Linked DNA regions of Homo sapiens: region 2 is linked to region 1. A link is a contact called in ENCODE Hi-C or POLR2A ChIA-PET data. All regions are on one chromosome and are shown on one strand. The core of a region is the stretch at or near the end of the contact, and the rest is flanking DNA. Distances in the headings are between cores, read along the strand shown. Region 1 has its middle 23 kb from the start of QPRT. Region 2 holds the start of FBRS (fibrosin).

The links. Hi-C counts contacts between places; a loop is a spot of excess contacts on that map. ChIA-PET counts read pairs that join two places held with the same protein, here RNA polymerase II (POLR2A). Pooled maps may share reads with other maps.
Region 2: a pooled map shows a loop between it and region 1 (6-fold over the local background). The contact joins the promoter of FBRS here to the enhancer-like site in region 1. A Hi-C loop is called at or near these places in 4 of 50 pooled maps. POLR2A ChIA-PET finds 5 or more read pairs at or near these places in 2 of 52 experiments (activated CD4-positive, alpha-beta memory T cell and activated naive CD8-positive, alpha-beta T cell).

The regions. Positions count from the first base shown.
Region 1 is chr16:29,699,053-29,705,756 of GRCh38, reverse strand. No RefSeq gene overlaps it. Among named protein-coding and RNA genes, the nearest start is that of QPRT, 23 kb to the right of the region's middle. RefSeq lists an enhancer at 3,339-3,438, a cis regulatory region at 4,757-5,359 and a silencer at 6,130-6,304. Within about 2 kb of position 3,241, at least 8 of the 41 ENCODE cell types and tissues checked have a DNase peak (open chromatin) inside an H3K27ac peak, as active enhancers do.
Region 2 is chr16:30,653,642-30,660,945 of GRCh38, reverse strand. FBRS (fibrosin) reads right to left here and starts at 2,515. Exons shown (of 18, transcript NM_001105079.3): 1 at 969-2,515; 2 at 504-683. The coding sequence starts at 1,427. It overlaps PRR14 (proline rich 14), which reads right to left. Exons shown (of 12, transcript NM_024031.5): 7 at 6,607-6,716; 8 at 5,732-6,317; 9 at 5,526-5,595; 10 at 5,353-5,444; 11 at 5,007-5,078; 12 at 4,533-4,914. The coding sequence ends at 4,635. RefSeq lists enhancers at 1-119, 1,800-2,249 and silencers at 1,330-1,379, 1,450-1,679, 2,500-2,679, 2,730-2,809, 2,840-3,099.

The DNA of each region.
Region 1 (6,704 bases), core at 1,992-4,491:
TCCACCCGCCTCAGCCTCCCAAAGTGCTGGGATTACAGGCGTGAGCCATCATCCCCGGCCAGTCCCAGCACTTTGGAAGGCCAAGGTGGGTGGATCATTTGAGATCAGGAGTTTGAAACTAGCCTGGCCGACATGATGAAACCCCACCTCTACTAAAAATACAAAAATTAGTTGGGCATGGTGGCGGGTGCCTGTAATCCCAGCTACTCGGGAGGCTGAAGGGGGAGAACTGCCTGAACCCAGGAGGCGGAGGTTGCAGTGAGCCAAGATCACACCTCTGCCCTCCAGCCTGGGTGACACAGTGAGACTCTGTCTCAATAAATAAATAAATACAAGTAAAAAAATAAAAATAAAAACAATGCTTCAAGAAAAGGGGATTAAATATATCATTTAAAGTTATGATGATAACTAGTAGGAAGACTACCAATAAAAACAGCACAAAAAAAAAGAAGAAAAAAAGAATGAGTGAGATACATTCTTTGTTCTTCACATCAGGGAGTCAATAGTGCTTAAAACCACAAATGATCATCTTTTCCACTCAAGTGTAGATGCCAGGAGGACTAAAAACACAGAGCTCCTTAAACGTGGTTACCTCATGGGAATGAGAGTGAATGGATATTTTTTACTTTTTCATTTTGTACTCTGATAACTAAATTAATTAACGAAAAGCAAGAGGAGGTGGATAAGTTAACTATGCTAGAAAATTTATGAATGGACTTTATTGTTCTATTTTTATTTTTATTTATTTATTTTTTTGAGACCGAGTTTCACTCTTGGTGCCCAAGCTGGAGTGCAATGGCGCGATCTCGACTCACTGCGACCTCTGCCTCCTGGGTTCAAGCGATTCTCCTGCCTCAGCCTCTCGAGTAGCCGGGATTACAGGTGTGCGCCACTACGCCTAGCTAATTGTTTGTATTTTTAGTAGAAACGGGGTTTCACCATTTTCACCAGGCTGGTCTCAAATTCCTGACCTCAGGTGATCTGCCCTCCTCGGCCTCCCAAAGTGCTGGGATTACAGGTGTGAGCCACTGCGCCTGGCCCTATTTTGATTATTATACGCAGAGGGTCACTGAATTGTTGACTCAGGTCATGTAAGCAGCTCTTCTGCATCTTCTGTGCTTTCCCCAATGAATGTTTCATTCACTGGAATTAATTAGGTTGGAATGGAAAGTGCAGGACTTGGTTTAGTCCTCAAAATCTTACATCCTTTGGGGAAGTTACTATACCAATAATCTAAAAATGTATTCACTATAATCCTCCACCTAAAAGGCTGCCAAACCGCAGCAAATTCCCTTTCTGGTTCACAGCTTATTAAGAAAACTAAGCAGATCATGCAGAAAATAAAAATTAAATATTTTTTGTTTCTTAGATTATAGTTAAGGGGCTTTTTTGAGATGAAGTTTTGCTCTTGTTGCCCAGGCTGGAGTGCAATGGTGTGATCTTGGCTCACAGCAACCTCCACCTCCAGGGTTCAAGCGATTCTCCTCTCTCAGCCTCCTGAGTAGCTGGGATTACAGGCATGCGCCACCACACCCAGCTAATTTTGTATTTTTAGTAGAGATGGGGTTTCTCCATGTTGGTCAGGCTGGTCTTGAACTCCTGACCTCAGGTGATCCACCCTCCTTGGCTTCCCGAAGTGTTGGGATTACAGGCATGAGCCACTGCGCCTGGCCTCAGTTAAGGGACTTTTTACATATTTATTTATTTATTTATTTATTATTATTTTGAGACGAAGTCTCGCTGTTGTTCTCCAGGCTGGAGTGCAATGGCACGACCTTGGCTCACTGCAACCTCCGCCTCCCGGGTTCAAGCGATTCTCCTGTCTTGGCCTCCCAAGTAGCTGGGATTACAGGCGCCTGCCATCATGCCTGGCTAATTTTTGTATTTTTAGTAGAGACGGGGTTTCACCATTATGGCCAGGCTGGTCTTGAAGTCCTGACTTCAGGTGATCTGCCTGCCTCGGCCTCCCAAAGTGCTGGGATGACAGGTGTGAGCCACCACACTCGGCCTTTATTTATTATTTTCGAGACAGGGTATCTCTCTGTCGCCCAGGCTGGAGTGCAGTGGTGCAGTCACGGCTGGTTGCAGCCTCAAACTCCTGGGCTCCAGCAATTCTCCTGCCTCAGCCTCCTGGGTAGCTGGAACTACAGGTGCAAATTATCATGCCTGGCTAATTTTTAAATTTTTTGTCAAGATGGGGTCTCTCTATATTGCCCAGGCTGGTCTCAAACTCCTGGCCTCAAGTGATCTCCCTTCTGGGCTTCAAAAAGTGCTGGGATTATAAGTATGAGCCACCACCTCCGGCCTTCCCTCCTTCCTTCCTTCCTTTCTGCCTTCCTTCCTTCCTTTCTCAAAAAAAAAAAAAAAGAAGTCAGTGTTGTCTGACTGGTATTGTCTGATTACCTGCATATATTGATATATTATTCCAATAAAGATGCTTGCTTTTTCCTTTGGTTAAAAAGTATCCGGCCAGGCGCGATGGCTCACGCTTGTAACCCCAGTACTTTGGGAGGCTGTGGTGGGCGGATCACCTGAGATCAGGAGTACGAGACCAGCCTGGCCAACATGGTAAAACCCCATCTCTACTAGAAATACAAAAATTAGCTGAGTGTAGTGGCACGCACCTGTAATCCCAGCTACTTGGGAGGCCAAGGGAGAAGAATTGTTTGAACCCGGGAGGCAGAGGTTGCAGTGAGCCAAGATCACACCATTGCACTCCAGCCAGGGCGACAAGAGAGACTCTGTCTCAAAAAAAAAAAAAAAAAGCATCCAAAACCCTGGCACGGTGGCTCACCGCTGTAATCCCAGTTACTTGGAAGGCCAAGGCAAGAGAATCACTTAAGGACAGGAGTTCAGGACCAGCCTGTGCAACATAGCAAGACTCCTGCTTAAAAAAAAAAAAAAGTGTCCGAATATCTAGAATAATGCAACTTGTGGGATAGCTCCTTCTTGTTGCTAAGGCTCCTGAATCTTTTAGCTGAAGAACTAGGAGAGAGGAAAGAGGTTATCCAAGGACCCACTGAACTAGAGGTATGTATTATGATTTTTTTGCCCTTGATAATTTTCTGGGGGTGCTATACTAGAGTCCCATGATCTGAAGCGCAAGGCGTACCTGAAATAAATAAAGCCTGCGTTATCTGGCCTAAATCTGATGTGCACAGTGACGGATGGAGATGTTATTCACAGCCACACAGGCAGATTTTCTTCAGTACTTCGGTCTTAGAATGCTGAGCTACTTAGGGCCTCCGGAAGCAGGTCTTAAATGTTGCTGAGTAATTGGCAAAACAATCAATTACTCAGGAAGTCATTGGAACAAAGTATAGAGGCGGTGAACATTTACATAATTTTACCCACCTGGTTGTCTTGAAGGGCTAGCCATAAATTAATGTATGTGTCCGCAGCATAATGCCACAGCGGGATTTTTTTAAAGATCCGACGTTGAATTGTTTGCAGATAGTTGGTTTGCTAAGAATGTCTCGCCGTTGTGTTTTTTGTTTGTTTGCTCTGGGTTTTTTTTGGGACAGAGTCTCACTCTGTCGCCCAGGCTGGAGTGCAGTGGCATGATCTCGGCTCACTGCAACCTCTGCCTTTGAGGTTCAAGTGATTCTTGTGCCTCAGCTTCCTGCGTAGCTGGGTTACAGGCACCCGCCACTACGCCTGGCTAATTTTTGTGGGTTTTTTGTTTTTGTTTTTTGAGACAGAGTTTCGATCTTGTTCCCCGGGGTGGAGTGCAGTGGTGTGATCTCGGCTCATGGAAACCTCCGCCTCCCGGGTTCAGCGATTCTCCTGCCTCAGCCTCCCAAGTAGCAGTAGCTGGTACTACAGGCACATGCCACCACGCCCAGCTAAGTTTGTATTTTTAGTAGAGAAGGGATTTCCCCATGTTGGTCAGGCTAGCTTTGAACTCCTGACCTCAGGTGATCCACCTGCCTTGGCCTCCCAGAGTGCTGGGATTACAGGCGTGAGCCACCGTGCCTGGCCTTGCTGTTTTTAAATGCTTTTACCTTTCACGGCCTCAGCACACTAAAACTCATATCCACTGAGGTGACTCACTGTCAATCTGGTTTGACCTCTTGCCATCTTTGACCTCTAGATTGAGTGCCCCAGTTCTGGGCTTCTGTAGCATCGGATGGTGGGTGGGCGGAGGGGTGGGAAGAGTGATGAGTGGATGGAAGCACAAGGGGGTGGATAGGATGGGTCGGGGGTGGACAGGATGGGTCGGGGGTGGACAGGATAGATGGGGGTGGACAGGATGGGTGGGGGTGGACAGGATGGATGGGTGTATTACCGAAACGCCAGGGATTCAGTCTAGGTCCCATTGCTTACTGCACAGAAAGCTGATCTGGGATCCCGGGACAATGAGTATCGCCAGGAAAGAAGGCTTTATTCAGATGACATCTGCCAAGGAGACAGGAGATAAGTCTCAAATCCATCTCTCCAACAAACTCCAATTGGGGGTTTATATAGTGGGGAGCAAATGTAGCTGTGGGTGGGAAAACAGGAATTAGAGGGGGGTAAAGAAAAGGAGTTTCAGTTCCTTGATGCTATCTGGGAGGCCTGAGGGTCAGTTTCCTGGGGAAGGAACTCAGATAAGGCAAATTTAAGTTTCAAGCTTTAAGACCAGGAATGTCAATTTCTGTGTTTATCCAAAAAAAAAAAAAAAAAAAAAAAAATCTATGGGACAATTTGGCCAGTTTCCGGTGGGCAGGACAGCAGGTGGAAGGGGCGAGGGGCGCGGGTGGGTGGGTGAGGAGGAGGACAGGCATCAGGTGAGCGGATGGATGGGGTTGGTGGGTAACCCAGACAGTATTTGGGAGGGGATGGGTGGCTGGGAGTGAATGTGAGTAGCTGGTGAATCTGGAGTACACGGGGCTTTGAAAAGTCACAGGGGTACCCTGGGCAGTTGGATGGGGGTCTGATGAGGGGATGAGGCTGGAAAAGTGGGTGGAGAAAAAACTGCTGCCAATGCCTCCTCGCGTTGATTCTTGAGCAGATGCTATGCTGCGTATTCATAGCCTCCTTGGCTATTGCCTTCGGAATCCGGAAAGGGAGCTGGAATTAGAGACGAACGGAGGGCCGCGTGGTTGCAGTGCCCTCTGGTGGCCATCAGGGGTGGCCATCAGGACAATTGGTGTCTACATATTTTCCTTAAGTATTTTTTCATTGTCTATTCTTCCCCGCCCCCACCCCAACCCCAACATACAGACTCCCTGAGGACAGAGATTTTTATCTGTTTACTCGTTGTATGTTCATTGTCTAGAATAGTGCCTGGCACACAGTAGATGCTCAGTTAAATATTGAATGAGTGAATGACACAATTCAAACTGCTCCACCACTTTATATATTTATTTATTTATTTATTTTTGTTTGAGACAGGGCCTCTGTCACCCAGGCTGGAGTGCAGTGGTGCAGTCACAGCTCACTGCAGCCTCAACTGCCCAGGCTTAAGCGATCCTCTCACCCCAGTCTCCTGAGTAGCTGGGACTACAGGTGTGCACCACCACAGCTGGATAATTTTTTAAAAATAGAAATTGAGTCTCACTATGTTGCCCAGGCTGGTCTTGAACTCCTGGGCTCAAGTGATCCTCCTGCCTCAGCCTCCCAAAGTGCTGAGATTACAGGTGTGAGCCACCATGACTGGCCTCCACCACTTTATTGATGAGTGACCCTAAGCAGCTCTCTTAACTTTATAAAGCCTCAGTCTCCTCTTCGGTAAGTGGAGAGGCTAACGCCCGCCCCCACGAGCATTAACTGAGGGAAGGGGACCTGCACACCCTGGATGAAGGTGCTCCCTGCTAGCTCCCGTCTCATGCAGTAGCCAGCATTGCTGGCACATCCCGTACTCACAACAGCATATCATTTTCATTAAACAAACTGCTATGATGGGCACATTTGCCATTGTCTGTGGGGCATCCTGGGGAAATGATCCCAGCTTGGTCCTAGGCTGGCCAGGCAAAGAGGAAGTGTAGCCAGATGGACAAGGGACTGGGAGGTGATGCATAAGAGTCCTTGCCTGCCACGCATGCCCCATTTCCCCACCCCCTCAGTCACACCCAACTCTTCCAACTGCCTTGAGCCATCGAACTCCCTCTGCCTTCTGAAGCTCTGAAGACACTGTATCACTTCTCTCCAAACCCCATGGCCATGACCCACACTCAAGTCCTCTTCCACAGCTCCTCCTGGCCTCCCTGCAGCTGCTCTAGCCCCCTCAAATGCATCCTTCTGCAACGGACTGGATTGAAGCTGCGAATAAGCTTATCTGATTTTCCAGCTTGATTTCCAGCTCACTCATGAGACAGAGTCCAAATCCTCCGATCTACCATTTTGTGGTCTGGACCCAGCCCATCTCCTAGCCACCTCCTGATCACAGCTTCAAATCTTACAGCAAACAATCCAAGCCACCTCTGCCCATGCATCTCCCCTGCCTGGAAATCCATTTCCCTGCAAGGAGGGCGTGTGTTGCCCTAGAGTGCCCAGGATCCATTTCCTGTTCCCCCAGTAATGGAGTGCCCGCCCCAGCTCTCAGAGCTGGAGGATACTGGAGGGCTAACCCATTTCTGGGTTTAGGGGGAGCTTAAGACTCAGGCAGGCAGGTTCCTTTCGCTTTTTTAATGGAACGCTGTGGCTGCAACGAGCATTTTCCAGTTGGCCACAGCGCACCCCCACTTTGTCTTATTCCAGTTCCACCCATTTATTTTATCCGA
Region 2 (7,304 bases), core at 1,266-3,765, 960 kb before region 1:
AGCAAACTTCTGACTATACTTCAGGACCTGACTAAGACATCCTAGGGGGCTTTCCCCAACCACAACTCTCCTCCCATCCCCCAGGCAGCACAAGCGGCTTCCTCATGTGGGTTTCTGTAGCATCTCTCCCCATCTTTGTCTTCTGTAGCTTCTCAAATTAAGGTCTAGGTGTTTGCTTGCTGGCTATTTCTTTTCTGCTGGACTGCCACCACCTCGAGGAAGGGCAGGAACCACAATTAATTTACGACCCAACTATATTCCTTTGACGCCTCTCTGAATTATCAAAACGTTTGAAGTAGACACAGAACCAGGCAAAAGGAGGTGCACCTGACTGTAGACAGGCCTTCGTCAGACCCGGATGAGTAAGGGCTCAAATTTGCCCTGCTTGCCTCTTTGCCCTTAGAAACTGGGGTCTCTGTTTACAAGGGGCAGTGGCGTTGCTGATGAAAAACGGGGCTGTGGGAAATACATTCTGCCTAAAGAGTTTTAAGGGACAACCTCACCTCTTTTCTTCTCCGCTTATTGGGCCATTTTCGGGCCCGATCCCCAGGGGGCCGGCCAGGCTCTCGATCAGAGCTGTCCCCTGGCTCCCCGGTGGCCCCACTGGAGCCCCCCCTTTTCCGCTTCCCAGAATGCTTCAGCCGATGTTCCAGTCGCTCTGGGGGCTGAAGAGATGCATCCTTCTGTGGAGGAGGAGGTGGGGCTGAGATAGATGGAAAAGGGCAAGCTCCCAACCCCTCTAGGGGTGACCAGGTTGCCGAAGTACCCCTCGGGCCGGGAAACCGGGTCCCCAGAGACGAGCTCTACCTCCTCCCACCCCAGGGCGGGGCAGAGGCCTGGCCAGAGGAGCCGGTTGCTCTGGTTTGGGGTGCCAGCATTCCCCCCTCAACTCCACCCACTAGGGGCACTGCCCCCTCCTTGCTGCCCCTCGGAAACCCCCAAAGTCTCCTAGCCCCATTAGGCCCCACCTGCAAGGCCTCGAGGGTGGCGAAGCTGGCGATGGCGAAGCCATCGATCAAGTCCTCCTCCTCCTCTTCCTCCTCCTCAGGCTCCTCCTCGGCTTCGCCGTCGTCTGCGCCCCCCTCCTCCTCCTCCTCCTCCTCTTCCTCCCCGCGGCTGCCCGAGCCGGCAGGCCGCTTCCGAGCTCGGGGTCGCGGGGGTCGAGGTCTCGGACGGGGCCGCCGGCGTCTCGGGCCCCCAGGCCGCTCTCCAGACGAAGCTGACGACCAAGGCCTGGCGGGCGGCGGCGGCGACGACGAGGACGAGGAGCCGCGCGGGGCGGCCAACAGGGCCCGGGGCGCGTCGCCGCCTGGACCTCGGCGGCGCCGCTGCTCCCGGTCTCGGTCTCGGCGCGAGCAGCGCCGCCGTCGGCGCTCCCCCTCTGCTGCCCAGCCCGGACCCGGGGCCGCGGCCGCTGCCGTCTCCATGGCGACCGCCCTCAGCGCCGCATCCGGAGGCGGCGGGGCCCGAAGCGGCCTGTCCGCAGGCCCGGGGTCGCAGGCGCGGCGCTGGCGGCTGCACAGTGACGAGAGGGCCACGGCTTCTCCTTTAAAGCCGGATCTGCTGGCCCCGAGCTTGCCCCAAGGCCACGGCCCGGGGAGCCGGCGCCGCCCCCGGGGCGACAAGCCCGAGGGCCCCCCCTGCGGGCTCGGCGGGGCCGCGACGGCGAAAACGGGGCGGCCGTCCCTTTAAGGCGAGGCCCCAAGTTGTCCAGCTCCCGGCCCCTTTAAGACGACCCGACAGTGTCCGGCGGCCTAGTGCGGTGGCCACCCCCTGCCAGGGGTCGATGCAAGTCTCCCCGAGGAAGAGGAAGGGCCACCCCTTTAAAAGGGGCCGAAAGCTCGCCCCGAAACGCAGACCTCCCCTTTAAAAGTGTCTCAAGTCCTCCGGCTCAAAGAGGCCACCCCTTTAAGGAGTCCAGGGTCCTTCTAACAGCAGGCCGTCCCTTTAAGGGCTCGGAGTTAGTTTCTAGTCCTCCACAAGCGGCCACTTCCCCTTTAAGTTGAATTTAAAAGACTTCTTGTGTGTGGGGGAGGAGGACGTAAAGAAAAACCCCACTCGCCCCAGTTCTCCCAACGGCACAGTTCTCAATTTGTCAGCGTCTGCTCGGCGGCTTCCCCTTTAAGGCTGGCGTTGCAGTCCGCCGAGTTCAGTGGCCACCCCTTTAAGGAGATTTAAAGGGGCCTCCTCCGGGCCCAGCTCCTCCAGCCTCCGCCTCCGGTCGCCATGAAAGGCGCGAGGCGGGGCGGGGCAGCGAGGCCAGCCCTCCAAAGCCCCGGATGTGAGGCAACGGTGACGGGTACAGCTCCCCTGTCCGCCGACATAAAAGTCTCTTCCTCCTTTCCTCCGTCTCTGTCCGACTTGGGCCTTAGGGGATCCGGAACGGCCGATGGGCAGCGGGGGAGCTCCAGCACAAACTCCTGTTGTCTCCTTTGGAGTCTTAGGGCGCTTCTCCGCCAGGACTTCCCTACCCCTCCTCCCTCTTCCTCCTCAGCCTACGCCTCCTTCCTCTCTCGGCCTCCTCCCACGCTCCGCCCCCTTCCCCTCACCCCCAACGGGCGCAGTCGTTGATAGGCTGGGAGGGCTACGTCAAGGTGAGGGGCGGAGCCAAACCCGAGGGAGTGGGTGCATGTAACCGCCCTCAAATCTTGGATTGGGTTACGTCGGATTGGCTCCGCCCTTCCCCCCAGTCTTGTGACTCGACTGGTTAGAAGTAGGTGTTTGGGGCGGTTACTACAGGGCCCCGCCTCTTCCTGCTGTTTGTTTATTGGCCGGTCTCCTGATGGCGTCGAGGCGAGGGGCGGAGACGCGGGGCCTGAGGCGTTGGGGGCGGTTGGCCGCCGGGGGGCGCGCGGCTGCAAGAGGTTCCGTTCCACAGCCAGTTAAGTCATCGCCGCCTTTCCGCCGCTCGGCGCGGCCCACAGACAGCCTGGCGTCTCGCGCACGCGCGTGGCGGCGCCGCCGTCAGGCTGGCTGCTTGCGAGTCGTTCCGCGGCCCGGGGTGGCCCGAGCGGCCGCGTGCTGTGCCTGCGCCTGCGCCGGCCGCACTAACAGGCAGCCGCGTCCCTTCCAGGCGCGGCTGCTGGCAGCGGTCCCGAGTGCTAGCAATTCGAAAACGCCTTGCACCTGCATGAGCGCTTCTCCGCGTTTGTGACTGCGTTTGGTAATAATTCCATGAAGGAGATGCTGTCAGCCCCATTTTACTGGGACGGAAAGGAATGCGCGCACAGACGGGCTGGTAGTCTCCTAGCCACGTCTATGTCAGCCACTGCCCTGTGATGCCTCTCAGTTATGAAAGATGCACCCCACTGCTCAATGTGACTGGCTTAAAAAAAAAGAGACAGCCATTTCTGGCCTTCGGTTGCCCGGGTTACCGTTTTAAAAGTGGACAGCGCGCTGACATGCCTGCCTTGCTTTCTCGTCCATAAAATGACTAATTCCCTGTCGCAGGGACATGTGCAGGTCAAGCACCTATGACAGTCGTCGTGAGTGCTTCATTATGGCCCATTACTCTTAGCTCTTTGTTTTGTTTTGTTTTTTTGGGGGGGACAGAGTCTGGCTGTGTTCCCTAAGCTGGAGTGCAGTGGTGCGATCTCAGCTCATTACAACCTCTGCCTCTCGGGTTCAAGTGAATTCTCCTGGCTCAGCCTCCTGAGTAGCTGGGATTACAGGTACACACCAAGACACCCAGCTAATATTTGTATTTTTAGTGGAGACGGGGTTTCACCATGTTGGCCAAGCTGGTCTCGAACTCCTAGGCTCCTGTGATCCACCTGCCTCGGCCTCCCAAAGCGCTGGGATTACAGGCGTAAGCCACCGCACCTGGCCTAGCCGTAGCTCTTGAATCCAGCAGCAGGTCCTGGCCTGCATGTTAGCAGGAATTCAGGGCCATCTTGATCTTCAAGGCCTTGACCCACTATAGGCCTTTCAGTCTCCTTGATATAAATGAATTGGGAGAACCCAGACCACGGTCTAGGGTCACAGTATCATCTGGCACTGATTCAGAAGTGTCCCTCCACACAGGAGAATCCTCTAAGCAAGAGAGTATCTCTAGGCCGGGCATGGTGGCTCATGCCTGTAATCCCAGCACTTAGGGAGGCCAAAGCAGGCGGATTTCCTGAGGTCAGATGTTCAAGACCATCCTGGCCAACATGGTGAAGCCCAGTTTCTACTAAAAATACAAAAATTAGCGGGTGTGGTAGCGCACGCCTGTAATCCCAGATACTTGGGAGGCTGAGGCAGGAGAATCGCTTGAATGAGGGAGACAGAGGTTGCAGTGAGCCAAGATCGTGCCATTGTACTCCAGCCTGAGTGACATGAGCGGAACTCCATCTATATCTATCATCTATCTATCTATCTATCTATCTATCTATCTATCTATCTATCTCAAGTGACCACTTCACCCCCTCCCTGTACTCTGTACCCAACCCCTGTCACCATCTCTAGCACCAGCCCCAGTTCCCAGACCTTTGGGGGTCAACGTAGAAACATCAGCCAAATCAATCTTAAACTCAGCTAGAGATACAAAAGAATCAGAAACATATCGAAAACTTTACTAGAAATATAGAGAAAAAAAAATAACTGCCTGGGAGGTTTCCTGTCCCTTCAGGATGGATGACCAACAGATGGGGCACCTAGGTCCAGTGGGGCTGCTCCCGATCTACTGTTTCTTCCTCCAGGAGCAAGGCATCTAGCTCCTCCAGCCGCTGCTGGAGCAGGGGGCCCACATCAGGGCTGGGGGCCACATTGGGAGGAACAGTCCTGCCCCCTGCAGCCCGGACCCCACGGGACGGTCTTCGTGATCGAGGAAGGCTGCTGTCCCGAAATTCCACAGCCCGCCGGAGCTTCCTTGAGCTGGTGAAAATCAGAGTCCCATTGCGCTCCCGGGGTTCCTCAAAGATGGTCTCAAAGGTCCTGAACAAGGCAGGGAGAGGAGCTGGTTTTATCAGGGTGCTCCACAGCTCCAGATTTCCCTCTGCCACCCTCTAGCCTTCCAAGTGTCTCACCTCCTGGTTGTGGGTGATTGGTAATTCTTGTTGGTGTAAATTTCTTCCAAGCTGAACTCCTTCTTGTTCAACCTGTGAGCAAAGAGCAGAGGCCACTGAGAAACCTTGGGCCAGTGGGGCCTGAAGGGACAGGTAAGGCCTGGTCTGTATTTCAGTTTCTGGGACATGTCAGGGCCAGGAGTGCTACATAAGGCAGACAGGCAATTTTGAGCACAAACCATCCCCACACCGAATTGAATCTTTCAGGCTGGACTGTGCTCCCTGAGGGGAGACAAAGCTATACTTCAGGGGACATAAGCCTGCATCTGTTTGGCCAAGATGGCTCAATGCCCAGTGAGCCCCTCACCTGATTGGTCGAGGCAGTCCCATTGGTGTAAGGTTTAGCTGAGGACGGGCTGGTGTTCTGCGTATTCTGAATCGAGAAACCTTTCCCATGGTCTGCAAAAATGGGGCAGAGGGTGAAAGAGTGACATGGGCTCAGGCCCCCACTAGTCTCTTCTACCCGATCTGAATGCCTACCTTGGTCTCAGGTTCTGAAAGCACCTGGTCCTTTGAGGCTCTTGGCTCCTTCCCTTTGGTTGAACCCAACCTGCCAAGAAGGTCAAGGCTCAGGGACAAACAGGATTCACTGCATTATCCCCCGTCTCCTGCCCACTGGATACTCAGGGAAGGAGGCTGGGACCAGGCTGCAGCCAGGCTTCAAGGGGGTTTTTTGAGAGCACTACCTGGGTTCTGCTGGTTCGGAGAAGGAAGTGGATGCCGTGGACGAGCAAGATGTGGTGAGAGAAGGGGAGGCTCCCACTCCTCCGAGAGGGAAGACCTCTTTCCGGAGACAGGGCCGAGGGGGTGGCGGGGCTCGGGCCATTTCCCCACCACCCACAGTGTGCCGCCGCGGCCGTGGTCGGCTTGGTTGGGGTGGAGCAGGTGGCCAGGTGCAGGTACCTGGGCCAGGGGGCCCCAGATCAGGGCAGGAGTAGCTTCGGCCCAGAGAGGGCTTAGGGAGAAGTGCTGGGGTATTGTGGTCCTGAGTTCGCCACTGGCGGATTGGGGGCCGGGGGCTGACAGACGCAGTGCCCTCAGCAGCCCCAGACTGCTCGGCCTCTGAGATGGCGATCTTCAACTCCAGCTTCATTGGGGGGGACGGGGGTGGGGGCTGTGGGGTTTTGTTGGGCGTGAGGAAGATGTCAGCAAAGCTCTCCAGCTTGGAGCGGACGGAACGGAAGAGCGGGGCCAAGCCCCAGGGACTGAGGCGGGGGCGTAAAAGGCTGGACGGTGGTGGGGTGGATGGGAGCTCCAGAGCAGGATCTGGGGCTGAGGAAAGGAGAGGGTCACAGGTGGATATTCCTTGGCTGCAGTGTCTCAGCCCCTCCCCACATGCTCAACTTTGTGCACAGGGGAATTAGCCCACCCTTAAAACACTAAGTTCTGCATTTAAGAATTGAACTTCAAGCCTCTGACATCAACATCCCATCTTTATATACCAAGCCCTGCCCTGGGAGGTGGCTTAAGCCCTATCCCCAACTCTGTACCTGACACTTCCAAGCTCAACTAGGATGTCCCAGACACCCAAGTCTCATCCGATCTCTACCCAAGTCCTTACCTGTTGGTGGGCTCTCCAGAGGGTCTGCAGGCAGAGCAGATGGCTGGAATGGGGGTTCTAGGTCCCCAGGTGGAGGCGTTGGCTGGCGAACTATCCTCATGGGCTCAGCTCTGGGGTGAAGGGCAAGGTAAAGGCTAGGGGAACTTCCAGGTATCCCACCTGAGCCAGCAACTCCCCTATCCCTTAAGGCTTCTTCTTTTTTTTTTTTTTTGAGACAGAGCCTTGCTCTGTGGCCCAGGCTGGAGTGCAGGGGCACAATCTCAGCTCACTGCAGCCTTGAACTCCCAGGCTCAGGCAGTCCTCCCACCTCAGCCTCCCAAGTGGCTAGAACTACATGCATGGACCACCACATCCAACTAATTTAAAACAATATCTTGTCTGAGCATGGTGGCTCTCGCCTGTAATCCCAGCACTTTGGGAGGCCGAGGTGGGTGGATCACCTGAGGTCAGGAGTTCAAGAGCCTGGCCAACGTGGTGAAACCTCGTCTCTACTAAACATACAAAAACTAGCCGGGCATTGTGGCGGATGCCTGTAATCCCAGCTACTCGGGAGGCTGAGGCAGGAGAATCACTTGAACCCAGGAGGCAGAGGTTGCAGTGAGCTGAGATCGCACCATTGCACTCCAGCCTGGGCAACAGAGCAAAAACTCCATCTCAAAAACAAACAAATAAATAAACAAAACGTTTTGTAGAGATAT